2 separate regions of the Homo sapiens genome follow, and region 2 is linked to region 1. Evidence: read pairs that join two places in POLR2A ChIA-PET (ENCODE). Cell type or tissue: GM12878. All regions are shown on one strand. Links, peaks and the distances in the headings refer to the core of each region. The heading gives the core; the rest is flanking DNA. Region 1 overlaps CMC1 (C-X9-C motif containing 1). Region 2 overlaps LOC105377008 (a long non-coding RNA gene).

Evidence for each region. Peaks named below come from ENCODE experiments on the same cell type or tissue, not always from the same donor. Only the 100,000 strongest peaks of a DNase experiment are listed, where the experiment ranks them.
Region 2: POLR2A ChIA-PET joins it to region 1 with 17 read pairs; 3 of 35 experiments call an interaction of 5 or more read pairs at or near these places.

What each region holds. Positions count from the first base shown.
Region 1 is chr3:28,245,685-28,261,220 of GRCh38, reverse strand. All of the region lies in intron 1 of CMC1 (C-X9-C motif containing 1), which reads right to left. Among named protein-coding and RNA genes, the nearest start is that of CMC1, 12 kb to the right of the region's middle. In GM12878, for the core only: no CTCF peak of the experiment used is centred there; a DNase peak (open chromatin) is centred at 9,044.
Region 2 is chr3:28,120,886-28,136,421 of GRCh38, reverse strand. It overlaps LOC105377008 (a long non-coding RNA gene), which reads left to right. Exons shown (of 3, transcript XR_940674.3): 2 at 3,344-3,621. Among named protein-coding and RNA genes, the nearest start is that of LINC01967, 100 kb to the right of the region's middle. In GM12878, for the core only: no CTCF peak of the experiment used is centred there; no DNase peak of the experiment used is centred there.

The DNA.
Region 1 (15,536 bases), core at 6,095-11,094:
TCACAAGATGTAACAGAGAATATGCTCTGATAGAAAAAAAAAAACTGAACGCATGATATACAAATGTAAAATATATGTCATATTACAAAAACATATATTTAAGTTCGTTAAAACTGTGAAGTACTTGAACAACATTATCAACTAACTTGACCTAACTAACATTTATAGAATACTCTACCTAATAACAGCAGAACATCTACTAAGATAAACCACAATCTGGCTATAAAACAAATCTCAATAAATCTGAAGGAATTTCAAGCCCTACAAACTATGTTCCCTGACACCAATGTAATTAAATTAGCAACCAATAACAGATCTCCGGATAATCGCCAAATATTTGTAAGCTAAATAACGCACTTTTAAATAACCCATGGATCTAAGAAAATGCCAAAAAGGAAATGCGAAAGTATTTTGATATGAATGAAAATAAAAACACAATATATCAAAATTTATGTGATGCAGCTAAAACAGTACTTGGCAGGAAATTTGTAGCACTAAAAACCTATCTAGAAAAAGAAAAAAGGTCTTGTATTAACTTAAGTTTCTACCTTGAGAAACCAGAAAAAGGGTAAAATAAACACAAAGCAAGCAAAAGAGGAAAAGATAAATATCAAAATATAAATCAATGAAATAAAGAATACCACACAAATAAAAGAAAAAAAAAACAATGAAATTAAAGCTGGTTCGAGAGGATAAGATCAATAAAATTTATAAACCACTAGCCAGACTAAGGTCACAAATTTCAAACATCAGAAATGATAAATATTTTTAAATAATAAGGGAATATTATGAACAAATTTAGGCCAATGAACTTGACAACTAGAATGAAATGAATAAATTCCTTTAAAAAAACTACAAACCAACCAAAGCTCACTCAAGAAGGCACAGATACCTTGATACTAAAAGCAAGAACGGTATTTACAAAACACATACACACACACACCAAATCTACACACCAGTATGCCTCATGAACACAGATGCAAAAATCCTCAACAAAATATTAACAAATCAAACTCAGCAATACATAAAAAGAAAGACACATAACAAAAATGTTGGACTTATTCCAGGGAGGCAAGGGTGGTTCACCATTCAAAATTCAAACCATGTAATCCATGAGATATATTAACAGTCCAAAAAAGGAAAACCATATAATCATATCGATGCCAAAAAAAATTGGACAAAATTCTACATGCATTCATAAAAAACAAAATCAGTATACGTGGAACAGAAGAGAACTTCTTTAATGAAGGGCATCTACAAAAAATCTTCTAGCTTACATCATACTTAATACTAAAACTCTGAACGCTTTCCCTATAAAAAAAGAAACATGGTATAAAATTACACAGAATTATACACACACACATATGAGTACACGTAAAAACTGGTGAAAACTGAAAAGATCTATAATCTAGTTAACAGTATTGTATCAACTTCAGTTTCCTGGTTTTGATATTGTACTACAGATATATAAGATGTCACCACTGGGGAAAGCTATGAGATGGACACTCAAGACTATATAGCATTTTTCACAATTTTATGTGAGTCTATATTTCAAAATAAAAAGTTAAAGAAAAAAACTTCTAGAAACAATCACAGGAGAAAATCCTCATGATGCAGATGTCATATAATTACAGAACAACAAAAAAAATGCATGTAAAAAGTGGTGAAATTCGACTAAGATTAGTACCTGAATCAACAATATTATACCATTGCCAATTCCCAGTTTCCTTGTCCACATTTAATTATAGGAGCCTGTCCCAACCTTTTTTAATTTTTGCCCTAAAAGGACCCTTTTTTGACATTTTTTCCTAATGTACCCCTATGAAATGTTAATATCACAGATATAGCATATATGTTTATGCACTGCGGGTGTAACATTGTTTTATACATTAAGAGAGTAATATTTCTGTCTCCACCAATGTCAATTGTTATCCTTTTGAAGGCAGTTATCACACCCACTGAGAATATACATATCATGGTTATGTAAGATAGCATCATTAGGGAAAGGGAAGAAGGCAGGTACATGGAAACTGCATGATTTTGTAGTTTCCTATTATTATTATTATATTATTAAAAAATAAAGTTATAATAAAAAAGTGAAAAAACATACAAGGAAGCACAAAGGACATAGAATAGCCAAAACAACACTAAAACAGAAGAACAAATTTAGATGCTATGCAGCAACTACCCGATTACAAGTCATACTACAAAACTACAGAAGTCAAGACGACGTAGTGCTGGCATAATTTGGGTAGCCAAAAAGAGTAATGTAACAAAAGAGAACAAAAGAATCCACAAGGCCAGGCACAGTGGCTCACGCCTGTAATCCCAGCACTTTGGGAGGCCGAGGCGGGCGGATCACGAGGTCAGGAAATCGAGACCATCCTGGCTAACACAGTGAAACCCTGTCTCTACTAAAAAAAAATATAAAAAATGACCCGGACTTGGTGGCGGGTGCCTGTAGTCCCAGCTACTCCGGAGGCTGAGGCAGGAGAATGGCATGAACCCGGGAGGCAGAGCTTGCAGTGAGCTGAGATCTCACCACTGAACTCCAGCCTGGGTGACAGTGCGAGATTCCATCTCAAAAAAAAAAAAAAAAAAAAAAATCCAGAAATACTTCCATGTATATACGATCAATTTATTGGCAAATGCACCAAGGCTAGTTTATGAAGAAATAAAATTATTTTCGACAAATGGTGGCAGAACCGTATTAACATGGAAAAAAAAAAAAAGCTAAACCCTTTGACCCCCTACTTCACAGTAACCACAAAAATTAATTAGCAATGGATCATAAGCCTAATGTAAAAACTAAAACTATTAAACAAAAAAGACCCTTCAATTCCTTGGAGTAGACAGTTTCTCAAAAAGGGCATAAGGCAGTAAAAATAAATTATACAAATTATAAATTTGACTTCACTAATATGAAATCATTTGTTTATCAAAAGACACAATTAAGAAAATTTTAAAAAGGCATGCCACAGACCAGGAAGAAAAATTTATTTCATATATATATAACAAAGGACTTGAGTCCAGAATATATCAAGAACCCCTAACTATCAATAATAAAAACTCAATAAAAGATGGACAAAAGGCTTGAATGGACACATCACAAAAGATGATATGCAAATTGTAAGTATATATATATATATATATATATATAAAGGTGCTCAAAATCATTAATCAAGAGACTGCAAATGAAACCCCTTATATCATTTTGTATGCACAAGAATGACTAAAATTAAAAATAATGACAACACCAACGTTGGAGAGAATGTGAAGCATCTGCAACTTTCATATCTTGCTGATGGGACTGTGAAATGATACATTTCTCTGGAAAACTGCTGAGTTATAAAGTTAAATATGTTCCACTCCTAGGTATTCACTTATGCAAGATAAATGAAAATATAAGTCCTGGCTCACTCACGCCTGTAGTCCCAACACTTTAGGAGGCCGAGGCGGGCAGATCACGAGGTCAAGAGATCGAGACCATCCTGGCCAACATGGTGAAACCCTGTCCCTACTAAAAATACAAAAATTAGCTGGGCATGGTGGCGTGCGCCTAAAGTCCCAGCCATTCGGGAGGCTGAGGCAGGAAAATCGCTTGAACCCAGGAGGCGGAGGTTGCAGTCAGCCAAGATGGCATCACTGCACTCCAGCCTGGCGACAGAGTGAGACTCAGTCTCAAAAACAAAAAAAAGAAAATATAAGTCCAGAAGACAACTTGTACAAGTCTATTTAGAGAAGCATTATTCAGAATAGCCAAAAACTACTTAGTGATAAAAAACAATGATACTATTTGTATACCACTACTATCAGTAGGATAGGTGATCTATCCTAGGTGAATCTCAAAAACATTTGAGCAAAAGAAAGCAGACAAAGGAGTACATACTGCCATGATTCAAGGACATGCAAAGTTAATCTATGGTGATAAAAATTACAACAGTGGTTATATATGGGAGCTGAAAAGGTACTCTCTGAAAAATGTCTTAATTAGGATATATACATTTATGAAAACTCATTTAAGATCTGTAAATTTCACTGTATATTTTACCTCAATTTAAAATCGATTAGCTTAAAAATTTATAGAAATCTGCACTCATAGTGGGAGATTTCAACACATAACTATTAGAAATTAGGTTACTAAGTAGACAAAAAGATTCATAATTTTCTCCTTAAAGTTACTGTTCATCTTTCATTAGATTTCTATTGGTAAATATATCTTTCCATAAATAACCTGTTGTAATTATTTACTGCTAGTGTTTAGGTTCAATTGATTTTTTATGTTGTCCTTATAATCAATAAAACCTCTCTCAATTTTAATATTCTGACAAAAGATTCTCTTCCAATTTCTATGTAGACAATCAGAAACAGTTTTGCATCCTCTTTTTTAATTCTTGCTGGCTACATCCTTTAGAAAAGTGGTTAAGTAGTAACTAGCAAGACCTCTGTCTTGGATGCTCAAATTTTGTTTAAAATCTTTTCAAGTTGTCACCATGTCGGTGTTTGCCTATGACTCTCCTCCCTTATCTTTGCATTGTTTTGGTGTTAAAGTTGCATTATTTAAACAATAAATTAGGGACCTTCCTCTCCCTTTATATTATCTAGAACATTGTGTATAAAACAAAGATTATTCTCAGTTCCTTGAAAGTTTGTTAAAAACCACCTGTGATGGTCAGTTTTATGTGTCAGTTCGGCTGGGTTATAGCCCCCAGTTATTCACGCAAACATTAATTCAGGTGATGCTGTGAAGGTATTTTGCAGATTCACATAAAGAAGATTATCAAAGATTATTTGGGTGGGTCTAATACAATCAGTTCAAAGGCCTTAAGAGTAGAATTGAGGTTTTCCTGAAGAATTACACTTGCTGACTGCAGCTTCAGCTCAAGATCAAGAATTCCAAGCCTGCCCTTCCTGACAGCCTGCCCTGTGCATTTCAGATTTGCCCAACTGGTCCCTACAATCACATAAACCAATTTCTTGCAAGATCTCTTGACACGTATACATATATATATATATATACACACACACATATATGCATATGTGTGTATATATATATACCCATCTTAAGATATATATATATGTTTTTTCTCCTACTGATTATTTCCATGGTGGAATCCTGACCAATACACAACCTATCAGGGCTTGCGTTTTGGTGTATGTATGTGTGCATGTGTAAGACACACAGGCACAAAGAGAATTGTAACTATTGTTTCAATTTTGTAAGGGCTTTTTACTAATTCTAGAGTCAGCTGAAGTTTTAGCAAAATTATATTTCTCAATGACCCTATCTATTTCGCCTTAATTTTCAAACAAAAAAATGATATGAAGGTGTTCACATGACTTTTTTTCTCTTTACAACACCTGTGGTTGTATTCTAATTTTCATTGCCTATGTAAAGGTAGACAAACTATTTCTGCTAAGAACCAGAGTATAAACATTTTAAGCTTTACATATCATCTCTGTCGCGTGTGTGTGTGTGTGTGTGTGTGTGTGTGTGTATGTACATGTATATATATACATTTTTTTTAACAACGTTTCAAAAATGTTACTAACCGTTCCTAGCTTATAGGCCTTTCCAGATTTAGCCCATAGGTCATAATTTGCTGAACTCTTTGCTGTATCATTTATTTACACATTCTCTTTTTCCTTAGCTTTGCCAGAAGCTACCGGAAACAGGCCGGGCACAGTGGTTCATGCCTGTAATCCCAGCACTTTGGGAGGCTGAAGCAGGCGGCTCACTTGAGGCCAGGAGTTCAAGACCAGCCTGGCCAATATGATGAAACTCTGTCTCTAGTGAAAAAAAACTACAAAAATCACCCAGGCATGGTGGCGCGCATCTATAGTCCCAGCTTCTCAGGAGGCTAAGGCAAGAGAATTGCTTGAACCCGGGAGGCGGAGGTTGCAGTGAGCCGAGATCATGCCACTGCACTCCAGCCTAGGAGACAGAGCGAGACTCTGTCTCAAAAAAAAAAAAAAAAAGAGGAAACAAAACAAAGCACTGAGAAGGAACTGGAAGCATGGTTGGAGAGAAAAGGACAAATTCAGAGGGAGGTCCTATAAGCTTGATGGTGCCTAAAGGGGATGAGGGAAAGGGATGATTCAAGGAGGACTGCTAGTTTTCTGGCCTCAAGTAAAAGGATATGACCATTTATTGAGATAGGGAATACAAAAGAAGGATCAGATAAGAGAGAAATTCAGTTGCGGACCTGTGGAATTTGAAGGGACTGTGTGACACATCTTGTAGAGTGGAAAGCTGATGCTTACTTACAGAGAAAAGAATAAAACTGAGACTATCTCCACAAATTCCTCTTTGCCTTGCCTACAGAATAAATCATAACTAGACATCAGTAACTATTCAGTGTAATTACTAAACAGATTAGAAGACATTGGATTATACAAAATTACAAAATTTTTTCAAAATTTACAAAATTAATTTCAAATTGTTACTTTTTTTCACATATATAATTTTCATCTATACAACTTATTCATAATGCATCCTGATGAATCTTCTATTTGCTCTATAAATCTTCCAATGGTCTTAAATAACTAAGGCAATATTATTTTGAATCAATTCCTTGAATACAGACATAGATGTGTAATATCAAACCATTTTTCCAAAAATAAATTATAACAGAAATTTACCTACATTACGAATTCTAAGCTATAATATTCCTATCAAACACATTTTTAAAACGGCTTGTCAAGACATCTGATCCTTCTTCTAAAACTTCCTAGGGCAAATAAATAATTCCAGAATTGTATTAATATTGATTTCAATTTTCCAAATTCTTGGTATTAAATCAGAAATGACAGTATTAAAAATATGAAAATTCTACTAAAGATTTTCCCACTTGATAGCATACCAGCCACTAAATATCAATGATTTATTAATTATAATTTTTGAAAAAGCTATCTTCAACATTACAAATATTATAGAAATGGCAATTTTGATTCACAATATTACAAAGTGATTCTCTTAATCTCAATCTGGTGTATATATGTTATACATTTGTACAGAGGTTGCAAAACTAAAAATTAAATTTTGAAAGTTTGCTACTGTATAGTCACATAAATTTATACTGAATTAAAGAATCAGGATAACACCATCAGGGAAAATTTCCAAAGCTCTAACTTCTCAACATTCTATCATCACCTGGAAGTCAATTTTCACCTTTTTCACTGGCTGAATTTGTTAGCTCATATTTTGCTTTGGGGCTCATGTGTTCTTGCAATATGGCAGTGCTAGATTATAAGGCTACTGACAACAGCACTTGCTATGAATCCACAAAGACAACAGTGAAGCAAATAAGAATATTACAGAGTCTTTAATAGCAAAGAATGTGATATATGAAGGGCAAGTTATGCCCTTTCAATAATGAAAACATTCTAATTTAACTAATTTGATACTTACTTAGGTAATGCCATTTTTTAAAAAATTTACTAGTTAACACTTACTTGCTCCTGAAGACAGTTTGGTGCTACTGTTTACTCTGTAGGAAAAACATGAAAAATGCTTGTAATAAACTTGCAACAGTGTTCTCATTAGCAATAGTTTCTATATTTGGATCCCTCTTCTTTGTTTGTTTAGCTTTTTGGGGGGAGTTTTTTGGGGGGTTTTTTGGTTTTGGTTTTTGTTTTTTGAGACAGAATACTATTCTGTCACCCAGGATAGGGCGCAATGGCGTGATCACAGCTCACTGCAGCTTCTACCTCCCAGGTTTAAGTGATCCTCCTATCTCAGCCTCCCAAGTAGTTGGAAACACAGGCACACACCACCACATCAAGCTAATTTTTTTATGTGTACTTTATAGAGATGGGATCTCACTATGTTTCCCAGGCTGGTCTCAAACTCCTGGACTCAAGCGATCCACCCACTTCAGCCTCCCCAATGCTGGGATTACAGGAGTGAGCTGCCACGTCCGACTGGTCCCTCTTCTTTACTAGCTATGAAGAGTCTCAAAAGGCAGAGCCCCGGGAAGAAGGCATGATATACAATACAATGAGACCAGCGTTCTCAATTGTTAGTTCTCACTAAGTGCTTCACACCAGGAATCTAGGCAGACTCCAGTTTTTCTCAACAGCACAAAGATATGTATGCTCATGACCAGATATTCCTCTTGCCAGTTTGTTCATACCTTCTTGCTATAACGACAGAGTAAAATGAGGAAGGGTAGACGAAGAGACATCTTAAAATAGGAAAATTCACCTTCTTTCCTTCAAGCCATACTAGAACTGACAAAACAAAAACAAAAAGGGAAATCAAGAGTAGGAGAGATGTTTTCTTCCCCGCAATGCTCCAGCCTGCCTGTCTGTGAAACCTGAAGATGAGGGCAATGAATACATACAGTCTTCATAACAGTTCTCTCAGGTAAGTATTTTGATTTCATTTTGCAGATAAAGAAGTGGAGGCTCACAGAGGTGAAATGACCCAAGCTTCTAATAAAGTGCCAATGCCAAGATCATGTAACCCAGGCTCTAAACCTTCAATGACACCACCATGCACATGGAGTGGGGGCCTTAGGAGACTTAAGCAAACAAGGCTAAATGAGCTTCCACAGTTATGCTGAAGCAGGGAAACAACCTTTAGACAGTAAGTTTGTGTTTCAGAAGCACCATTTGAACCAGCAAAATTTGAAAATTCAGTTCTCAATTTTTTATCAGAAAGTAAAATCAAAGGGAATTCTGATTCTGCTTCCTACCACGGGAAAAAAATATTTTTAAAAGCAAGGGGAGCAATTTGTCAGCTGGCTGAAAAACACATTCAAAGAGAATAAACATCAAATATTAGGTCAGCCACTAACAATCTAATTTTGTATAAGCTCAAACGCTTACAAAATACGGAAAGTACATCAGTGAGGTAGATGTGCCTATTTCTGCTTAGCTTCTGGGTCAAGTAACACCCATATCCCACAATAGTATGCTTCATCTGAGCTTCTCTGTCCTATCAGCTTTCACTGTTAATTAACCACCTTGTTCACACTAGATGTGCCCATTTCCCAATAGCACCTATTTCTTGGACCTCAGATTCTGCAGATTGCTAGGTGTGAAAAGTTCCTCTTCCACCCACACTGCTTTAACCAAGAGGAGGCCAGAAAGGGACAACATATTTAAAAGTATACCAAAGCAGGAAATTAACTTATGCAATAAGACATGCCAATTTTAGAACTGTGTTACAACCGCCATTGTGGCCATAATTTCTTAAATGAACAAGTTTCACATTTACTTTATTTGGTAAAACTTCAAGACTGTCTTTGCGCCTACAAGCACAATTTCCCACTGATATCCGGCAGAAAATCAGCAGTGTTATGGGACAGGAGCAGACATTTGAGAAAGTAATAAATGACAGCATACCTGTGGCCTTCTTAGCAATACATTGCCTGATTTACTTTTTTTCCTCATATAAATCTAGAAGATTGTGTAATATTCTCAATCCTATGAATGTTCCTCAAGCCTCTCTCCACCATGTTACTACTGGTTCTTCTTTTATCTTACAATATTTCATAGAATTCCTATAAAGAAAATATAATACTTTGATAATGGAATAGGAGAATTATTTTTATATTGAAGGGTTTTTCACTTATTTCAAAGACTCAGCCTTTGCTCAAATCACATCATCTTTCTTGGTATGGCTTCAGAGCTAATCTGAAGTAAACATGAAAACCAGTTCCATAATATAACTTTTTTGGGGTGGGAGCAATATGGTTTGGATATGGTTTGTCCCCACCAAATCTCATGTTGAAATCTGATCCCCAGTGTGGCAGTGTAAGGAGGTGGTCCCTAATGGGATGTGTTTGGGACACGAGGGCAGATGTCTCATGAACAGCTTTGTGCCCTTCTAGCAGTAATGAATTCCTGCTCTTGCTGGAGTGGACTAGTTCTTCAGAGTGGGCTGGTTCTCAGAGAAAATGACTAGTTCCCAAGAGACTGGATTGTTGTAAAAGTCAGGACACCTCTCACGTTTGGTCCCTCTTCACACATGCCCGCTTCCCCTTTGATCTTCTCTGCCATGTTCTGACACAGCATAAATGTTCTCATCAGAAGCCAAGCAGATGCCATGCTTCCTGTATAGCTTGCAGAACTGTGAGCTAAATACACTTCTTTCTTTATAAATTACTCATCCTAAGGTATTCATTTATAGCAACATAAAACAAACTGAGACAAGGGAAGAGGCAGCATTTCCCAGGATGATCGTCTATCACCTTCACCAGACTGTCTCTGGTTAAACCTTGGCTGAAATTCAAATTAACTTTCAGAACAAAGATTTGCCAAAATGAGGATATTAAGACGAGTGTACTGAAGAATCCAAAGGGAAATCTTAAAGGAGTTTCAAAAATATCCTGAACAATGGTAACAATACTAGAACTATACACACTTCCAAGGTAATATCTGTACTTAATCCTCCTGGGGCAATCCCACAAGGTTCCACCTTTAAAGATAGTGTTTATGATACTGAGTTCTCAGTGCTCATCTCCATCTCCAACTTTCCACATTTTCAACTATCTACTGGTGGTTTCTAAGTCCCACCAGCAGCTCAATTCCAACTTAAATTTCCTACAATGTAAACCTTCATTTTGCCAACCTAGTGGTTATGTTACCCTTCTTACCTGAAAAATCGGCTTATAGTTATATAGTACACAGAAGCAACACGATAAATATTTACAGAAAGAAGAAAAGGGTGGTGGATGGAACTGGTTTACAAACATCATCTCATTTAGAAGCAGATACAAAGAAATTAAGACTCAGAAAGCTCAAAGCAATCTTGCAGCATTACCCGGCAAGTAACAGGTAAAGCCAAACTCTAGTTCAATCTCAGTCTTTATTTTCCATCTTCAACCTCTTATTTTTTGTTATCAAAGTTTACTTATTTAAAACTCAATTCAACATTTCTCCATCCCAAAGTTCTTCCTGACCTCCAGCACTAAAAAGTGATTTCTCCTTCCTCTAACCCCAAGATTTTGCCTGCACTCGTTCTGTTGCTATAATCACACCTGGACTTAAACACATCACATCACACTATATATCCAATCTTCTCCTGCTAGATCAGTGGTTGGCATGAGTTGAATTGTGTTTACCATTCTCCAAATTCATATGTTGAATCCCTAACCCTCAATGTGACTGTATGTGGAGACAGTGCTTTTGGGAGGTAATTAAGGTCAAATGCGGTCATAAAGGTGAGGCCTTAATTCGATAGGATTAGTGGCCTCATAAGAAGCAGAGGGCTCTCTCTCCTTCTCGTTCTCTCCTCCTCCTCCCTCAACCTCCTCTTCCCCCATCCCTCCCCGCTCACTGCCATGTAAACACACAGGGAGAAGGCAGCCATCTGCAAGTCAGGAAGAGAGTCCTTGTCAGCAACCAGATCTCCTTGAATCTTGGTCTTGAACTTCCTAGCCTCCAGAATAGTAAAAAAAATTAATGTACATTTTTTAAGCCACCCAGTCTATGTTGTGTGGGTCACTCAAGTCAGTCTATGGGATTTTGTTATGGCAGCCTGAGTAGACTAAGACAGATTTTGGTACCAGAAGCTCTCAACCCTGGCTGTACCCAAGAACCACCTGAGAGGGCTGTACAAAATTCTTAATGCTTGGGCCCCACCCCAGACCAGTTAAATCAGAAATGCTGGGGTAAAAGCCAGGCATTGATATTTTTTAAGGCTCCCCAAATAATTATAATATGCAGCTAGACTGAGAACTACTGCAAGTAAAAGTTAACTTTAATGAGGTCAGAGACCACGTCTAACTCATCTTTGTAATTCCCTCTAACTCCTAGCATATGGTAAATATGCAATAAAATTGTTTTAACTGTTTAACAAATGACACGTATATTTAAAAGAGTTTTAGTATTTGATAGTTACAGATACACTGTAAACAAATACGTATGTACCTATTATGTACCAATCACCACACCAGGGATTGTGTATACAATAATGAATCAGTCAAGCAAGGTTCCTTACTCTGCAGCATAAACATGTGATACTCTACATTCCAATTAGTCATGTTTAGGTAATTAACATATCTTTTGATCTGTAAGAATCTCCCAGTAACAGTTCTTTAGCAAAACACAATGCAGGATGGTAAACACCACATTCTTAGCAATTTTTTCCTTCAATCTTCTTACTTAAAAATGCAAAAATAGGCTGGGCGCAGTGGCTCACGCCTGTAATCCCAGCACTTTGGGAGGCTGAGGCAGGCAGATCACAAGGTCAGGAGATCGAGACCATCCTGGCTAACACAGTGAAACCCCATCTCTACTAAAAATACAAAAAAATTAGCCGGACATGGTGGTGGGCGCCTGTAGTCCCAGCTACTTAGGAGACTGAGGCAGAAGAATGGCACAAACCCAGGAAGCGGAGCTTGCAGTGAGCTGAGATCACGCCACTGCACTCCAGCCTGGGCAACAGAGCGAGACTCTGTCTCAAAAAAAAAGAAAAAATGCAAAAATAGAACAGAGGATTGTCGGGGAGAATGTTAACTTGGGTATCAATAGTTTTATTTGGGCACAATTTTGTTTGGTCCACTTATATCAAGTACAAGGTAATACTTCTCATATTTTTGACATCTACAGAATTTTACACATATGATTTTAACACCCCAAACAAAAAATTAAAAAAGATACTAATCCAGGCAACAAGACACAAACTTGAATTTATTTCTGTGTGGAGTCAAGAACCCCTTGAGACCTATGACAAGTATTAATATTTAGAATCATAAAAGTTCAAGGCTTGAAGCAACCTTAGCAATTATCTGATACATCTCTTTCCCTACTTCTCATCCTCAAACCTCATATTATGTCATTAAGGACAGGTTAATGACAAAGTCTGAGACAATAAGTCAGTCTTACTAACTCCCAAATTCGGTGTTGATTCCACAACAGTACACTACCTCCCTGGGAGGAGGTGGCCAATCTTCTATAATCTAGGTGAAATTAACTGACCTATCCTTTTATCTGGTCTCTAATGAATTTAAAGAGGTGGATTCATATGAAAAATATTTACTATTTATTACACAGGTAGAACATTCCCATTCTTCAAATTATGTTTTTCTTTATTTCTCCAATTATTTGTTACATATAGGCGCATCATATCTGAATAAAAGGTTTCCTTTTATTCGTCAAAGAAAAGGATTTTATATCTAAAAGGAAAACAACTCTATACATAGGTTATATGATATTTTGGTGGAGTTTTTAATCCTAAACCTTAAAAAAAAATGTTTAACTGGAGGTGGTGGCAATCAGGAAAACTCTCCTAAGAAACTGATTTTAAATTGAGTTGTGAAAAATGAACAAGAATTCAGTAGACCTGGGGATAGGGAAGATGGGAGAAATTCTAGAGAGAACAGCATGTACGATGGCCTAGAAGACAAAAAAAAAAGTACAGCTTAGCCTACCTTAGGTATATCTTAAGCCAGTGTTATTCAAACTTGTTAACCACAACCTGTGACACTTTACTGGATGCAGTACACACACCTGTGTGTATGTATACATGTGTGCAAGTACCCATTCCTATCTGACCTGTCACTATCTGAACTCTCACTACTATCAAAACTCTTACTATCCAACTAAGATTCCTAACAGATTCAGATAAATTATTTTTAGGATAGAGCTGGTATCCCTCCTGCAGCAGAGAATGTTGGAGCATTCACATCTGCAACCTTCTCAGGACTGCCCCTGGCCATGGTAGCCCTTTGCTGTTTTCCTTGCTGCTGTCCCTCTCCCAACTACTACAGTAACCAATGACTGAAAAAGGGCATGAAAGCCCAGCTCCCTTGCCTCCAAGGCACAATAAACTGTATGTACCATGTGGTACACCAGAGCTGATTAGGTTAAGACCTGAAACCACATCCTTGCTCAGATTTTTCCCCTCCCGTCTCCTATTTTCCTTACTCTCTTAAGGGTTTTTTTTTTCTTTTCCTAAAGGCAATCTATTAATAAACCACCCAAATTACATGCAGTTCTAGTGACCAGCTCTTACTCTCTAATACTGTGCCCAAATAAAAGGAACCAGGGCTTCTCAGAGAAATAACTAATTGTATGGATTGGCCAGGGTAGGTACAAGATGAAGCAGTGATACCTTGTGTGAGGGAATAAAAAGGAAATGCTCAAAAAAATGGTGAGAGTATATGACAAAGATCCAGAAGCTAGCTTAAAGGGAACTCTGGCCAAATCTGGGGAAATTTGAACACAAAAAATACTTATGTACATTAACAGAGTACAAACGATTGAAAATACAGCAGTTCATGAGTCCTTACCAAAAATACCAATAATAAATTCATAAATCAATGAAAATGAAACAAAGCAATCTCTTGCTTACAGTAAAATGTCAACAACCATCTAGTAAATGTGAAGGGAGTGTGCTGGAGGTAGAAAATCATTATTTTGCAACCATTATGGGAAAGACTGAATCAGGTAAAAAAAAAAAAAAAAAAAATCAATGGACCCCAAATCAAAGAGAAATATTTGATGAGAAGCAAATATTTACAAGGTCTTAACCTTCCCACAGATTAGTTACTAATTGCAAAACAGAGAAAATACGGCAACAAAACAGGGCAAAACCTTGAGTGGGTAATCAAAATTAACATCACCTACGAGAGACAGATACCCATGTACCTCCAGATGGGATACTCTGGAAAGACACATCATGTATGCAGTATGTGGCTGAGATCAAGGTTATTCTTGATCTAAACAAAAGTCAGATCAACACAAAATAAGGAGAGTTCTGTTTGTCACTCCGTTACCTAAAAACTTGCAGTGTCTTCCCATTGTTCTTAGTATAAAATTCAAAATCCTTGAAATGGTTTACAGATCATTTCATGCTTCAAAACTGAAATCCCAACCCCCAACCCACTGCCATGGCACATACTCCTCTTTGATCTCAATTCTTCTTTCTTATTGTCTTTGCTTAAGCCTGTGTTTTTCAAATTTCACAGAGCAACCATCAGAGAGTTGTTAATCCGATGAGACAAAAATAATGTATTTTCTATGGCAAATATGCTTTTAATTTATAAATATACAAAATGTAGATGTTAGGTCTTTTTTTTTTTGTTCTGAGCCACCAACGTAATTTATGTCTAAGAAGATACTCTAGAGATATGGCGGCAATAATAAAATCAAAATTTTTCTTATAGGCCAGGCAGGGTGGCTTATGCCTATAATCCCAGCACTTTGGGAGGCCGAGGTGGGCAGATTACTTGAGCCCAGGAGTTCAAGTGCTCCTGAGCAAGGAGTTCAAGTGCAGCCTAAGCGACATGGTGAAACCCCATCACTAAAAAAAATAAAAAATTTTTCTAATCAACTCCACAACCTTTTACATATTAAACATACAATGCTCAAAAAAGATTCTTCAAGTTTGTTTACATGTCTAACTTAAAATTTTCTAGTAAATGTAAGGGCTAGTACTGTTCCTGTACCCCTAAAGGTAATTTACCTACATTCCCACAGGAACCACTGAAAGAACCCCAACTTGGAGTACTGCAACCCAAATGTTCCAAGAACATCCATAATTAAATCTTCCCAAGACACATATACCTTAAACACCTTCTCAT
Region 2 (15,536 bases), core at 4,718-9,717, 120 kb after region 1:
TCTTTTTTCTATCAAAGTTTTTTGAGAATTACAAATGTTAATATTACATAAGCAATATTTATCGAACCTAGTTTCCAAAAAAATCCTTACGTGCAAGCCACAGCACTTGAAACTGATGTTCAAGGAGGTCCATGGAAGAATTTGAAGCAGGGGAATAATCTTTTCTCTTTAGGTCATCACATTTGTGTCTTAGAAAAATCATTCCACAGCAGTGTGGAATAAGGATTAGAATGAGAGGAGGCAGGGAAAGTGACTAGAAACTATTGTAGTAATTTAGATGAGAACTGACGAAAGCAAAGGCAGTTAGATTGCAGACATGGAGAAAGAAATAATAAGACTAGAGAATCTAGGTGAAGAAAAGCTACAACAGGCAAGTACTAAAGTTGTAAGTTTGCTAACAGTTACGGTAAAATGGGAAATAAAAGATGTTATTCAATAATGATTATCTAGTAGAAGATTACACACCAGTCAGGAAAATCAACTTTTCTTGGACTCCAAGAGGAACACAGTATGTCACACTATAAAGGAATATTGCCCTACAAGGGACACTTGGCAAGAAAATGGCCATTTCTTATCACAGCACCTGATGAAAAGCAAGGGTAATATATTAGTTCATAATTCAGAGATGCAGGTCCATAGAGAACTAAAATAATATCATATAGGCATGTTTTTATAATTTAGCTAATATGAAGAGAGAACTTTAAAAATCTAGGAGATGAATTAACAGCATGTTCTTTAAACCTATGTTTTCCAAACTGCAAATTATGACCTACAATTTGTGAGATCTAGATAGTAGGTTACCAACAGCACTTTAAGGAATGAAAAAATGGATTTCATATGTATTCATATGTACATGTGTACAAATAGAGTATTTGTATTAAGGGTAAGTACTGTAACATAAAACTTGTGTGTGTGTATATGAGTGTGTGTGTGTGCATGTGGAAGTGTGTATACCTGTGGCTGAATACATCCCTTACTGCACGTTGTAGTAAAAACAAGTTTGAAAAGCACTGCTTTAGACAATTTTCCAGTATGTCTCCTCTTGACTACGATTCTGTCTGAGATTGCTGTACAGTGTAGAAGGGTGAAGAAGCTCTGAGCTGCTGTTTAAAGGCAGATTTGCAATCATACCTCTTTAGAGATTATGAGAAAACTGACGGCCTCCTAGTTCCACTTGAAGTTATGCCCAGATGGAACCAGTTCCTCTTCATAAAACACTTCAAAGCAGCTAAGGCAGGGCAAAGTCCATGGATCTGTTCAAATGCTGAAACAAACCCTTTGTTGAAGCTACTGAATCCTGTCCCATAGACTCAATGTGGCCAACTCAGAAGTTTAATTTTAAGTAGGAGCACATCCCAGTCAACATACCAGAATGTACTGGTGTTGAGATACATGTAGATTAGGGCCACCTCCCAGAATTCCCCCAAGTGTGAGACAAGTGAAATAAATGTGTGAATACAATTAGGTGGATAAAAACTAGGGAGTAGCGGGGACATAGTGAATTAGAAAGTGTGTGACTTTCTAAAGCTGTTCAGCTAATACACAGCTCCAGTTCATTGTTGTGTGGGAATGCATCTCAGTGTTTCCAGTCCTCCCCAATTGTCAAAAGACCCAGAAATCCAGAATTTTTATGTAAAATAATTAAATATTGGCAACATATCTAAACATTTTAATGATGTATTACAGGACAAAAAATTCCATGGGCAAGATTCATTCCAGTGGCTCCTGATTTTGCCTCTTTTCACCTAGATCAGATTTTTTTTTAAATCAGTGAGTTCCTTTTTTTGAATAACATTTGTGTAGAAGTCTAATAAATAAACACATGACCAAACAAAAACACTCCTCTTTCGGGGTGGGGTGAGGCTGGAGCCACAACCACTTGCCTCTTCTCTTTCTCTTTAGCCCTGCCCCAGAGATCCCCCTGTTCACAAAATAGAGAAACCACAGATCTAAATGCAAAAAGTATGGTCTCTTTGTGATAAGATTCTTTTTTTCTTTAAATTCAAATTGGCAATTTGCCAGCAGGTTCCATTTTTCTTGAGGATATTCTTATAATAGTAAGATTACATCATCAGCATAGGGAAGGATGCTTGTCTCTATGTTTATCTATATGTTGGGGCATATATAGGAGAAAATATATAGATCTTTTGAGCCAGAATAAATTACTTAGGCAAAAATTATAAATAAAAATGTTTAGGTGCAGTCTGGTTTTAAGCCATTTAAAATTAGAATTGACTCTTTCAAAATCCATTCTGGTATTGCCATATTGATTTAGATAAACATTTAAAATCTGAGATCTACACCAAAGTCATGTAAGTTGGCCCACAGAGCAGCCTGAGATTCCTTGTGGAATAAGGCAGAATGTAAACAAAAAGCCCAGAGATTGTCCTTATCTATGGAATCAAAAGCTGATAATAGATCACAAAATACCTGGGGAAATAGAATTTTTCATAACTAAATTCCCATAAAGTGAAGGGGATAGGACTTTGAGCCCCATAGCTAAATGACATGTTCAAAATCTCACTGTTAATTAGTCATGATGTGGGACCAAAATCTAGCTTTTTTTTTTTTTGAGACAGAGTCTCACTCTGTCACCCAGGCTGGAGTGCAGTGGAATGACCTTGGCCCACTGCAATCTCCACCTCCTAGGTTCAAGCGATTCTTCTGCCTCAGCCTCCCAAGTAGCTGGGATTACAGGTGCCCGACACCACACCCGGCTAAGTTTTTGTATTTTTAATAGAGATGGAGTTTCACTATGTTGGCCAGGCTGGTCTCAAACTCCTGACCTCAGGTGATCCTCCCACATTGGCCTCCCAAAGTGCTGGAATTATAGGCATGAACCAATGTGATGGGCCTATGGCTCTTTTAATGCTCTTCCCATCTCCTTAATATGGTGGCAGAAATGGAAATTGACATACATTGAAATATTATTTATTCTTTTCATATATGTCCTATACTATTTATTGCAGAACTATCTTCTATCTACTTTTCTGAGCACAAAGTTCCTCAAAATAAAAGCAGCTTTTGAATAGAGATAATCTATCGATATTTTCTCTCCCTTTTCTTGCCTCCTGCCCACAATCCCCTTTGTGCTAACTTCTGCTGAACTCTTGACCTTGGGTAAAGATGCAGCTTTGCGTGAATTTTCGAAAGTGACTTTTGGTGATTTAGCTGCTAAATGTGTATGATAGAAATCCAGCTTACCTTGGAGGCTCTCAGGGTTTTTAATTTACCATGCCAGAAAGCAGACCAGTCTGGGGAAATTCAGCTAATGTCTCCCAGCTGTGCAGGAAAAGTGTGAACGGCTCTGTCAGAAAAGCTGCCTCTTTCTCTTCTTTTCCAGACAGTAGCTTATATTGAAACATCACTTCTCATTTGCTGTTTGGACAATGGTGATGGAACTGCTGCTTTATTGCCCACGGAGAAGCGAAGTGAAGAGTCTAAAGTGGGTCTTGCAGTTACACTGGACAAAAGAAGTTTGAAACTGAGGCTTGGTCCTGAAGAAAACATAGAGAAGCCTGACAGATTATATATATTCACAGCTTTGACTTAAAGGTTGCTGGTTGACCAATAAGTAATACAAGAAGAAATGGTCTTTTCTGGAATTGTCCTTCTTTCCAGGTGAGCAAATTAAATGCCATCACTTAGTCCTGGGAGCAAGCCAGCATTTCTTGGTGAATTTCCAAAGCATGTTTGTTAGAATGTTGGAGCTGCTGCATGATTAAGGCTGTTAGAATAAGTGACAGAAACTTAGAAGGCAAAAACTTTCAGAGAGAAATATTAAATTTCAGCCACAGGGCAATAATTGTCAACCTTAATGCTTTATCAAAAAGCAGATACTGAATGACTACCTATGCTTAGCATGATTTGTAGCAAATACTGTTGGTTGCCTCTTGGGCAGCTGTTCCCTTTACTTCTTCTTTCCTCTATCATGACCACCTGTCATGATAGAGGCCGAAAATTTTGGAGACTTGCTTTCCCAGCTTCCTTTATAAGGAGGGTTACTCATGTGACATAATGCTGACCCATGAAGGAAGTTTGGTGGCTTCAGAGAAATATTTTTCTTCATGATTAAAAGTTATATAAAGAGGGCCAGGTACGGTGGCTCATGCTTGAAATCCCAGCACTTGGAGAGGCTGAGGTGGGCAGATTGCTTGAGCCCAGGAGTTCCAGACCAGCTTGGTCAAAATAGTGGGACCTCGTCTCTACAAAAAACACAAAAGTTAGCCAGGCAGGATGGTGCACACCTGCAATTCCAGCTACTTGGCAGACTGGGGCAAGAGGATGGCTTGAGCCTGGGAGGTCATAGCTGCAGTGAGTTGTGATTGTGCCACTGTACTCCAGCCCGGCTCGCTTCATGAGAGTAGTGACTTCCTCAGTTTTGTTTATGGTTATGTTCCCATGCTTACAATAATGCCTGGTATTTAGTACTGTCTCATAAAATTTACTTACTAACTGAATGATTGCATGCAAATATTTGTGAGTGACTGTGATGGTTAGAACTGCAGCAGCCATTTTGCAACCTTGAAGCAACCCATATGACAGGAGCCAGCACCCTGAAGATGGCATAGTGGAAGGTCTTTGATGACACCATTGAACAACTGAGACAGACTTGTGGAAAATTACCTCTTAACTTCTTGTAATATTATATAACAAATTCCTAATATTTAACTGCATTAGTGGCCAGGCATGGTGGCTCATGCCTATAATCCCAATGCTTTGGGAGGCCAAGGTGGGAGGATCTGTTGAAATCAGGAGTTCAAGACCAGCCTGTGCAACATAGGAAGACCCTGTCACCACAAAAAAATTTAAAAATTAGCCTGATGTGGTGGCACGTGCCTGTAGTCCCAGCTATTCAGGAGGCTGAAGTGGGAGAATCAACTGAGCTGTAGAGATGGAGGCTGCAGTGAGTCATGATTGCACCACTGCAGTCCAGCCTGGGCGACAGAGCAAGACGTGTCTCAAACAAACAAACAAACAAATAAATAAGTTGCATTCATTTATTCATTCAACAAATATTTATGGAGTATCCCTTTTGTCCTAGACTTTGTTCTAAGCTCTAGGGATACAGCAGTGAATAAAACACAGTTCTTATATCCATTTTAACAGAAAGCGACAGACAATGAACATATTCATTGTGTGATTAGCACAATGGAGAAAAAGCTAAGTGAGGAGAAATAGAGAGTGCCAAGCTGGGGAGGGGTTATTGTTGCTGTTTTACATAAGGTGATCAGGGAAGACCGTAAGGAAAAAGTGACATTTAAGCAGGAATAAAGGAAATGAGGGAGGGAGTCATGCCACTATGTGACTTGAAATAGCATTTGGGCAGAGGGACGAGAAATGTAAATGCTCTGAGGTGAGAGCTTGCATGGTGTGTTTGAAGAATAGAAGTGGCCTGTGTGATTAGACCAAAGCCAGTGAGTGAGGAGAGTGGTAGGAAAGAGCTAATGAGGTAGTGGGCAGCCAGCTCAGAGGAGACTTGTAAGCATTGGAAGGACTTTAGCTTTAATCTGCATGAGATGAGAAGCTATTTGGGTGAAGGGACATTTAAGCAAAGGAGTGACAATCTGATACATTTTTAAAGGATACCTCTGGCTGTGGTATTAAGAATAGACTATAGGGCTTGAGTGGAAACAGGGAACCGTTTAAGACTGAAATAACACAGGCAAGAAATGATGGTGGTTAGATCAACATGAAACGGTGAAGGTGGTAAGTGATCAGATTTATACATATTTTGGAGGTAGAGCCATATTTTCTAAAGCACTTTAGATGAAAGACTATGACTATATGCTTTTGTTTTCGAGATTTTTAAAAATGTTATTTGCCCACTCACTCCCTTGCTCATCCACTATTTACCAAAATGTTCCAAGGCATATTTTCATAAGCTTTTTTTTTAGTAATTTGCCACTTTATATTTAGCATTAAACCATCCTTAATGATGATTATTACTTCTATAATAATCACTTTTGACCCCAGAAACATTCCTGAGAAGAAAGAAAACTGCTTATGAGGCCAGGTGTGGTGGCTTATGCTGTGATCCCAATGCTTTGGGAGGCTGAGGTGGGAGGATTGTTTGAGCCCAGGAGCTGGAGACCAGCCTGGGCAACAGAGAAAGACCCCATATCTAAAAAAAAAAAAAAAAAAGCAAAAATCACCCAGGCATGCTGATGCACACCTGTAGTCCCAGCTACTCAGGAAGCTGAAGCAGGAGGATTGCTTGAGCCCAGGAATTTGAGGATGCAGTCAGCCATACCACTGCACTCTAAGAAAGAAAGAAAGAGAGAAAGAGAGAGAGAGAGAGAGAGAAAGAAAGAAAGAAAGAAGAAAAAATTAAAAAGCATGCTAATTTTATCTCATATGCACAATTTTAAAGTATCCAGGTCTACTTTGGATTTCTTTCCAATATTGAATGCTAGAGCTTGTTATCAAGTTAATTTATAGAGTCCCAAGTCTTTAAGAATTGAATTACTTAAGATGGTCTTGTCAAACTTTCTATTTTAAAGATCGAGGAACTGAGGCTCTAACAATTCCTGCGAGCTTTGGTTTTTCATTAGCATAATGAATTAATAGTGCTAAATGTTCCTCCAAGGGCACCTCTATTTAAAAATTTAAGTTTATTATAGTGTCACACTTCCTTTAAATATCCCAAGCCAGTACAGCTTGAATTCCATTTTGCTTGACAGACATCAGGAAATCCGTATGTTGACAATGTTTTCTTTCCCAATTATTTCAAGGAATACTTGAGGAATGCCTATATGTTCCAAGATCCAGAATGGTTGTCATTTGTCATTTCAGCCAACTGACTTGCTCTGACCACAGGCCAAGGCAATATAATTATTGCTGTTCTCTTCTTGTCGATTTTAGGCCACCTTCTTATTTTTAGTAAAGACAGCACCATAACCTTCAGTGAGAGTTTCCTAAGGTCTGGAGGATAGTGCAGTGTGATTCCAGTGAAAAGTGACTGGTTTGATTCTGTCAGTCCTGTGAGTTCACAGGTTTAAGTTTTTTGATTGTGGGTCACTATTGGGTTCCTCTTTCTTTAGCTCTTTTGCTTGGCTTTAGTGTGGTTATGGACATATGACTATGCAAAAGGGATGAGTTTAGTTGTCCTAAATAAAGTACCCAAAACACAGCTACCATATCTAATATGACAGTTATATTAGCTTCCTGTGGCTGCTGTAACAAAGTACTACAAGTTTGGTGGCTTACAACAACACAAATGTAGTCTCTCACTGTTCTAGAAACTGGAAGTCCAAAATCAGATTTCACTGGGTGGAAATCAAGGTATCAGCAGGTCTGCGTTCCCTCTGGAGGTGCTAGGGGAAAATTTCTTACCTCTTTCAGCTTCTGGTGACCAACTGTTTCACTGCCTGACTCCAGTCTCTGCCTCCATGGTCACGTTGCCTCTTCCCCTTCTGCCTGTGTCAAATCTCTCTCTGCCTTCCTTTTATAAAGATGCATACTGTGTCATTTAGGGCCTAATTCGATGATCTCCCACTCTTAAGATCCTTAGCTTAATCACATTGGCAAAGACTCTTTTCCAATAATGTAACATTTACAGATTCCAAGGATTAGAACCTGATATCTTTGTGAGCTATTATTCAGCCTACAACTGTAGTCTTTGGTGTTATTCCCCAAATGTTTCCAATTTGTACTCTTCTGGGCAATGGTAATATTGCACTACCTGACTACCTTTGGTTGGGTGGAGGATGCAGCTAGCTATGGCCACTGAGTAAAAGTAACTTGTAACTCATGCAGGCTAAAGCATGTAATTGTCACTGTAAGAACTCAAGAGCTTGACCCCTCTGCTGTGAGCTAAACAATTTTTGGAATGATGGCTGTACCATCAATCCAAGTTCTAGGGAAAAAGACAAGGAATAGAGTCGCCTGATGACCTGTGATGACATAAAGGATGAGCAGGGAATAAACTTGTGCTATTAAGAGTCTCTAATTTAGTTTTTGTTTTGTTTTATTTGGTATTTATGTGATATACCTTAACTTAAATTGACTGACACATCCAGAATCTAAGCTCCCAATAACCTGAAGGTCAGAAAAGTGAAAACAGTTTTTCTTTCACAACAGTCCAAGACCTGCCTCCCAAATGATTACAAGTGAGAAATTCCTTTGTTCATTTCTCCCAGAGAAAATCCTGTTACCAACTCACATCAGAACTCAGTAACTGATCATTAATACATTTCCAAAAATGTGGGGGTTTTCTAAATTAATAATGGCTTTATTGAGATAGAATGGGATATAATTCATACATCATACAATTCACCCTTTTAGCATATATAATTTAGTAGTTTTTAGTATATTCACAAAGTTGTGCAATCATTACCATTATCTAATTTTAGAACATTTAATCATCCCCAAAAAACCCCCTATACTCAATTAGCAGTCACTCCCATTTATAACTCCCTACTTTCAGCTTCTTCCAACCACTTTCTGTCTCTATGAATTTGCCTATTCTGGACATTTCATATAAGTGAAATCCTACTGTTTGTGACCTTTTCCAACCAGGCTCGTTCGCACAGTGTCTTCAAGGTTCATCCATGCTGTAACATGTATCTACACTTCATTATTTTTTATGACTGAATAATATTCAATTGTGTGGATACACCACATTTTTTCATCCACTCATCAGCTAATAAACATTTGGGTTATTTCTACTTTTTAGTTATTGTGAATAGTGCTCCTATGAACATTTGTGTACAAGTTTTTATGTAGACATATGTTTTTAATTCTGAGTCATTCAATCTTGGAATTACATGTGGGTCATGAACAGTCCAACCTAGACCCTTTTCAAAATCTCTCCCCCAGTTCGAGATGATAGGAAGATTAGGCTACATATCTGTAGTAACAAACTATAAATTTACACTTAAAACAACACAAATTTATTATCTTTCAGTTCCGGAGGTCAGAAGTCCAAAATGGATTTCTCTGAGCTAAAAACCAGGTGTTGGTGGGTTCTAGAGGGTAATCTCTTTCTTTGCCTTTTCCAGCTTCTGGAAGCTGCCTGTATTGCTCGGCTTGTGGCTCACTTCCCTCTTCAAAGCCCCCTGTTTTCTCACGCTGCATCACTGTAACTCTGACTCTCTCTTCCACATTTAAAGGACTCTTGTGGTTACATTTGGCCCACCCAAGTAATCTAAGATAATCTCTTTATTTTAAGGTCATCTAATTATCAACCTTAATTTCAACTGCAATCTTGATTCTGCCTTACATGTACCATAACATAGCATATTCACAGATTCTGGCACAGCCACTTTGTGCGGGGCATTATTCTGCCTATCACAATATCTTTTAGCTGTCTTGGAATCTCTTGTCCTAATCCTTTAGGAATAATTGTTTGAAAACACACACACACACACACACACTTCCTAAGGAAAATACAGATAGAAGACAGTCTAAATCAATACCTTAAAAAAAAATTACCTGTTGTGAATGCAAAATATATAGCCACTTTAAAAGTAGTTTGGTAGTTTCTTACAAAATTAAGCATAGGCTCCAGTAGTCATACTCCTTAGTATTCACCCAAACGAAGTGAAGACCTACATCCACACAAAACCCTTCATATGGATGTTTATAGCAGCTTTATTCATAATCATCAAAATTTGGAAGCAATCAAGGTGTCCTTCAGGAAATATAAATAAATAAATAAATAAATAAATAAATAGGCCAGATGCAGTGGCTCACGCCTGTAATCCCAGCACTTTGAGAGGCTGAGGTGGGCGAATCACCTGAGGTCAGGGGTTCGAGCCTGGCCAACATGGTGAAACCCTGTCTCTACTAAAAGTACAAAAATTAGCTGGGCATGGTGGCGGGCACTTGTGATCCCAGCTACTCGGGAGGCTGAGGCAGGAGAATCACTTGAACCTGGGAGGCGGAAATTGCAATGAGCCAAGATCATGCCACTGCACTCCAGCCTGAGTGACAGAGCAAGACTCTGTCTCAATAAATAAATAAATAAATAAATAAGCTAATGAACCACATAAAGACATGGAGGAAATTTAAGTGGATAATGCTAAGTGAAAGAAGCCAATCTGAAAAGGCTATCTATTGTATTATATCAAATATATGACGTTCTGGAAAAGGCAAAACAATGGAGATAGTAAAAAAGCCAGTGGTTGGGCCGGGCGCGGTGGCTCACGCCTGTAATCCCAGCACTTTGGGAGGCCGAGGCGGGTGGATCATGAGGTCAGGAGATCGAGACCATCCTGGCTAACAAGGTGAAACCCCGTCTCTACTAAATATACAAAAAATTAGCCGGGCGCGGTGGCGGGCGCCTGTAGTCCCAGCTACTCGGGAGGCTGAGGCAGGAGAATGGCGTGAACCCGGGAAGCGGAGCTTGCAGTGAGCCGAGATTGCGCCACTGCAGTCCGCAGTCTGGCCTGGGCGACAGAGCGAGACTCCGTCTCAAAAAAAAAAAAAAAAAAAAAAAAAAAGCCAGTGGTTGCCAGAAGCTGGGATGGGAGGAGTGAGGGATGAATAGGTGGAACACAGGGAAATTTTAGGGCAGTAAGACTATTCTGTATGATACTGTAATGGTGGATGCATGTCATTGTATATTTGCCAAAATCCAAAGAATGTGCAACAATAAGAATGAACTTAATGTAAACTGTAGACTTTAGTTAATGTATCGATATTAGCTCATCAATTGTCACAAATGTCCCATACTAATGCAAGATGTTAACAATAGAGGAAACTGTCTGTGGAGGGGTGAGAGGACATACAGAAACTCTGTATTTTCTGCTCATTGTTTCTGTAAACCTAAACCTGCTCCAAAAAACAAACATTTTCAATTATTTTAACAATATAATCTAAGAGATGCATTGTAATCACTATAAAAATAAGGTTTTACATCATTTCTCAGAACAGTGTGGCTTTTGGAACTGCCCTTCTCAAATATTTGCATTTCATAAATCTTTCTCTACATGTGTGTCATTTTCCCCAAACAAAAAGTCAAACAGCTTCAAAAATAAATTCTAGTCTCTACCTCACAAAAGGTAGAAGAGCTTTATAACTTTTAAGTGACAGTTTTTCCAGAATCAACTCATTGATGTTTCCAACATTCTTAAGATCCAGTCTCAGTTGCCACCATCTTGCCACACGCATAATATGGTTAAATAAGTCTAAGAACAAGCCTCCCCGCTTAGCACCTCTGTATATTAGCTGAAATTCAAAGGAAATTCATTTCAGATAACAGCCATTGTACATTTAATCTCAAGGTAAGTTATTTGTGCACTTTCTAAGTCATCTTCAGACCCCCAGGGAATTTGTTCCTTTAGAAAAGAAGAACAGTCTCCACTAGTGAATACTGAAATAGACATCTGAGAATTGCCATCATTTCCTGTTTTTCTGTGAGGGTTTTTTGGCAGGTCAAACTTGCTCATTATCACTTCTATTAAAAAATTACGAAAATTGAAATCAATCACCAAGAAAGTGAGTTTATTTACATCTTAGGCAAGATTCTGGGCTCGTATGGGGATATGGTTTCAGCAAAGGTTTACAGAAAAGACTGTACAATTTGTTAAGCTCAATAACTATTTAGTTTGGTCACTCTTTCACACTGAGTGTGCCACGATTAGGAATCTTGAGTAACTTTCTAGCAAGTACTGTAAAGTGTCCATGATGTTAACCTCCTTAAAACCTCATAAGTTAGCCTGCCACAATTTCATGGATGCTGGTAGAAAACATGAGACTCTCTGGGTCAGAGACAGAGGACTTTATTAGGCACGGCACAGCAGGCAGCATGAGTATCTGCATATTTGGCCTGTTCTCTTTGTCCTTAAGTCCCACAAGGGCAATACGGGCCTAGACGGATGCAGTAGGTTGTGTTACAGGAGAGCAGCCCTGAGCTTAGGGAATGTGAATTTATTTTTGCTGGCCAATAAACATATCAGCCCTTCACTTTGGAGGAAGATATTGGCTTCCGAAGCTATAAGCAAACCTACCCTTTGCCCTGGAGGGAGATATGATCTCCATCTTCCAAGGATTTTCATTATACAAAAATCTTTGAAATGATATTCTGGGAAAAGGTTGGAGAGTGCATGGCTCACAAGACATGCAGAAATAAGTTGTGTTCAACACTTTCCCTGAAGTTTCTGACATGCACTGCACTCCATATAATAAGGTGATTCTACTGATCTGACAGACCTGCTTACATTTTAATATGTATTTTGGATGTTCCTCCCTATCAGAGGCAGTGATTTGTCCAGAAACATCCGGTGTCACCCAGTGCCCCTTATAACTGAAGTCTGATAAGTGGTGTGGTCTGTGACCAGAGAGATTAATCCAAGCTAATGACCATATGTGGGCACTGGACCAATAAACTTAGACTCAATCAGTTGCACTAGAAACCATTTAATAGACTAAACTAGATCCTGGGAAAAATTGTAAATTCCTTTATTGGAATTCCTATCAATCATGAATCCCACTGATACAACTTTTGTTATCAAACCATCCTCTCTAGCCCTCTTCTTCTGCCATAGTTTATGTCCTCTTCTTGTTCTATAGGACTATTGTAATTGTCTCCTCTCTTTTCTTGTTGGCTCCTTTTTTCCCAGTCTTGCCTAACTCTAATTCACCATTTACACAGCTGCCAGAATAAATTTCTAAAATGCAAATCTAAACATGTCACTTCTGTTCTAAAAAATCTACAATACATTTTATCCTACAGACTGTAGGATAAACTTCAAACCTTTTAGTATAGGACATGTATCTTTCCATAATTTGACTCTTGATTAAAACTTTAAGCACAACACTTCATCCCACTCCTCTAGCACTTTCATTTGTAAAATGGAGAGATAATAATAGCATCTATCTCCTCAATTGCTATGAGTTACATGGATTAACATGTGCAAATTGATTAGGACAAAGCCTCATAATAATTGCCTAAGAAGTGTCATGAGAAGAGTAATTCTTTAGCCACATTGAACTGCTATCAATTTCCCCAATAGGCCAGATCAACCATTACCTGCTCTATGAAGGCGTTTTGAATACTTCATAGTCTTGGACTCTCGACTTTTCTCATCACAGTGCCTATAATATTGGCTTTCCCCCAGCCAAATGCTTCCAATTCACTCTCCCTCCTAAAGGGTAAAATCTAGGGGAAAGGGTTGATATTTTTTAAATGTTTGGATTCCCAAGGGTATCCCATTGTTTGGCACATAAAAGATGGTAAGTATTTATTGAACAGTGCTGTATGCTATTTCTGCTTGAAATGGAAATGTGACCAGCAGATCTTTCCATGCTCTTTTCAAGTCTTTTGGTTTTGCAGGTACAGCTATTAATTACAGGTCTTCTGGCTGTCTTTGTTTTCCTTTTTCTCTTTAAGGCCCACATAGTACCTTTGCTCAGAAACCCAGTAGTTTCTGAATATCACATCTTAGCCCCCTTCCCATCCCTGGGGCTACAAGTGTTATTACAAATGAAGAACATAGGAGTCAGATGCATGCCCTTTCTGGTTTTGAAATTTATCAGGCAGACTTCTGGGTACTTATTTTCTAGTTAGTCTAGAAACTTAATGTAGAAATATCTCACCTTATAAGATCCATTTACTTAGGATTTATGTGAAAGGAAGGTGCTATTTCTTTGCTGCTGTATTTTGTCTCACTATCTCTTCTTGTTAGTTTTCATTTCTGTATGTAATTTTCCATGTAGATGATACAAAATAAAACGAGAAACATATTCAAGGAATATTCTATGTACTTAGTTATTATCTTTAAGAATATATGATTCTGATCACTTTGCTAAGGTGGTATCTACCATCTTTCTCCGTTGCAAAACTACTATTTCTTTTTTTAAGATTAGTAAGTATTTATAAGGAGATACTTTGAGATTGTGTAAATATTCTGTTTCTCATCAAATTTTTACACACTAACTTAGCATCCACTGATAATTCTTGTCTGGGTCAAATATTACCATGAAGTTTGCAACAGTGGTGGTTTTCAAGCTTACTTCATATGCCTCTTATGTGATGCACGAAGAAGGAAATTGCATATATAGTGCTCCTGCCAAAAAAAACTTGAGTCTAATCATGAGAAAACATCAGACAAGCCAAAAGTTGAGAGTGTACTATGAAAGAAATTGTCTGTAATCTTAAAAATGTCAATATCATGAAAGAAGAGGGAAGGCTGGGAAACCGTTACAGATTACAGGCGCCCTAAAAAATAGGACAACTAAACGCAGTGTGTGGTTTTAGACTGGATATTGAACCAGAAAAGTTTCCTATAAAGACATATTGGGACAGTTAGTGAAACTGAGATATTTACTATAGATTAGATATTATCTAATAGCTAATATCTATATTATCTAATATCTATATTGTATCAATGTTAAATTTTTTAAATACAATAACTACATCGTGCTTAAGTGAAAATAATACTGTTAAGAAATAAATAATGATGATTAAGGGGTAATAGGGAATGATATTGGCAATTTATTCTCAAATGGTTCAGAAAAATCAGTATGCATATATACAGTTAAAGCAAGAATGATCAGGCAAGTGTGGCAAAATGTTAACAATGGGTAAATCTAGGTAAAATCTCTTTGTACTATTCTTATAATTTATGTTTGAAATAGTTTCAAAAAAAGTTAAAACAGTTGCTTTGTGTGAAAACAAATGTATGATTTTATAATCTTGGACACAATACTATTTTGGTTGTGAAAAATATTTAAGAATTTTATATAGAAGTATGTTCTTTTGATTTCTATTTCTTAACTGCAAGGAACTTCTCTCTCTGTTTCTCCAATTTCAGAGAAACTCCTATTTATAAAACCAAAATAGGTGAGGATTTACAAAAAGTAAGGAAAACTAGAAAAAATGACATAATCAGACCTTTGGAACCTCGGAGCATCAATAATTGCAATTTATGACTCAGGGGTATCTTTAAAAATCTAGCCATTCTCTCAGCAGCTTGTGGTCATTGACCTTTTGCCTGAAGACAACGCTATTCTCAGGACTTGCTTTTTCCTGTTTCTGATTCGCTCTGCTGTGTCTGTTTCTCTTTGTGTGTTTAGTATTCAAAATTCCTCAAAGGAAGATATAATTGAGTTACTTAATAACCACCTAATACTGAGCACTACAGCTGGGCAGAGTTCCCACACCATTCCATATCATAAGCAGCTGGACTCTCTTAGTTTGAACTCAGGACCCCAATTTGATGTGCATCAGAGTCAACCAAACTTCAGACTTAGCAGCCTCAACAACAGAGTTGGTAGTCTATGTTACATTATGAATTCATGGTCGTGTGAGCTATGGGCAGTGTATTATGTCCATAGGACACAAAGGAGAGAAACCTATGAGGAAGGAACCATCTGTGACCACTTTCTTCAAAGGGGACATTGCCTTCTCCCTCCCTGGGCCTATGTAAGGAAATGAGGATTTGCTAGAGCCTGTCTGATTAAATCTGTATATTCTCCATAGGAAAACAAAATAATTTTACTTTCTTTATCTAAGCCACTGGGTAGGTATCAAGAAAGTATGGTCACTAAAAAAACAGAATGAAATCCTGTTATTTGTGGCAACATGGATG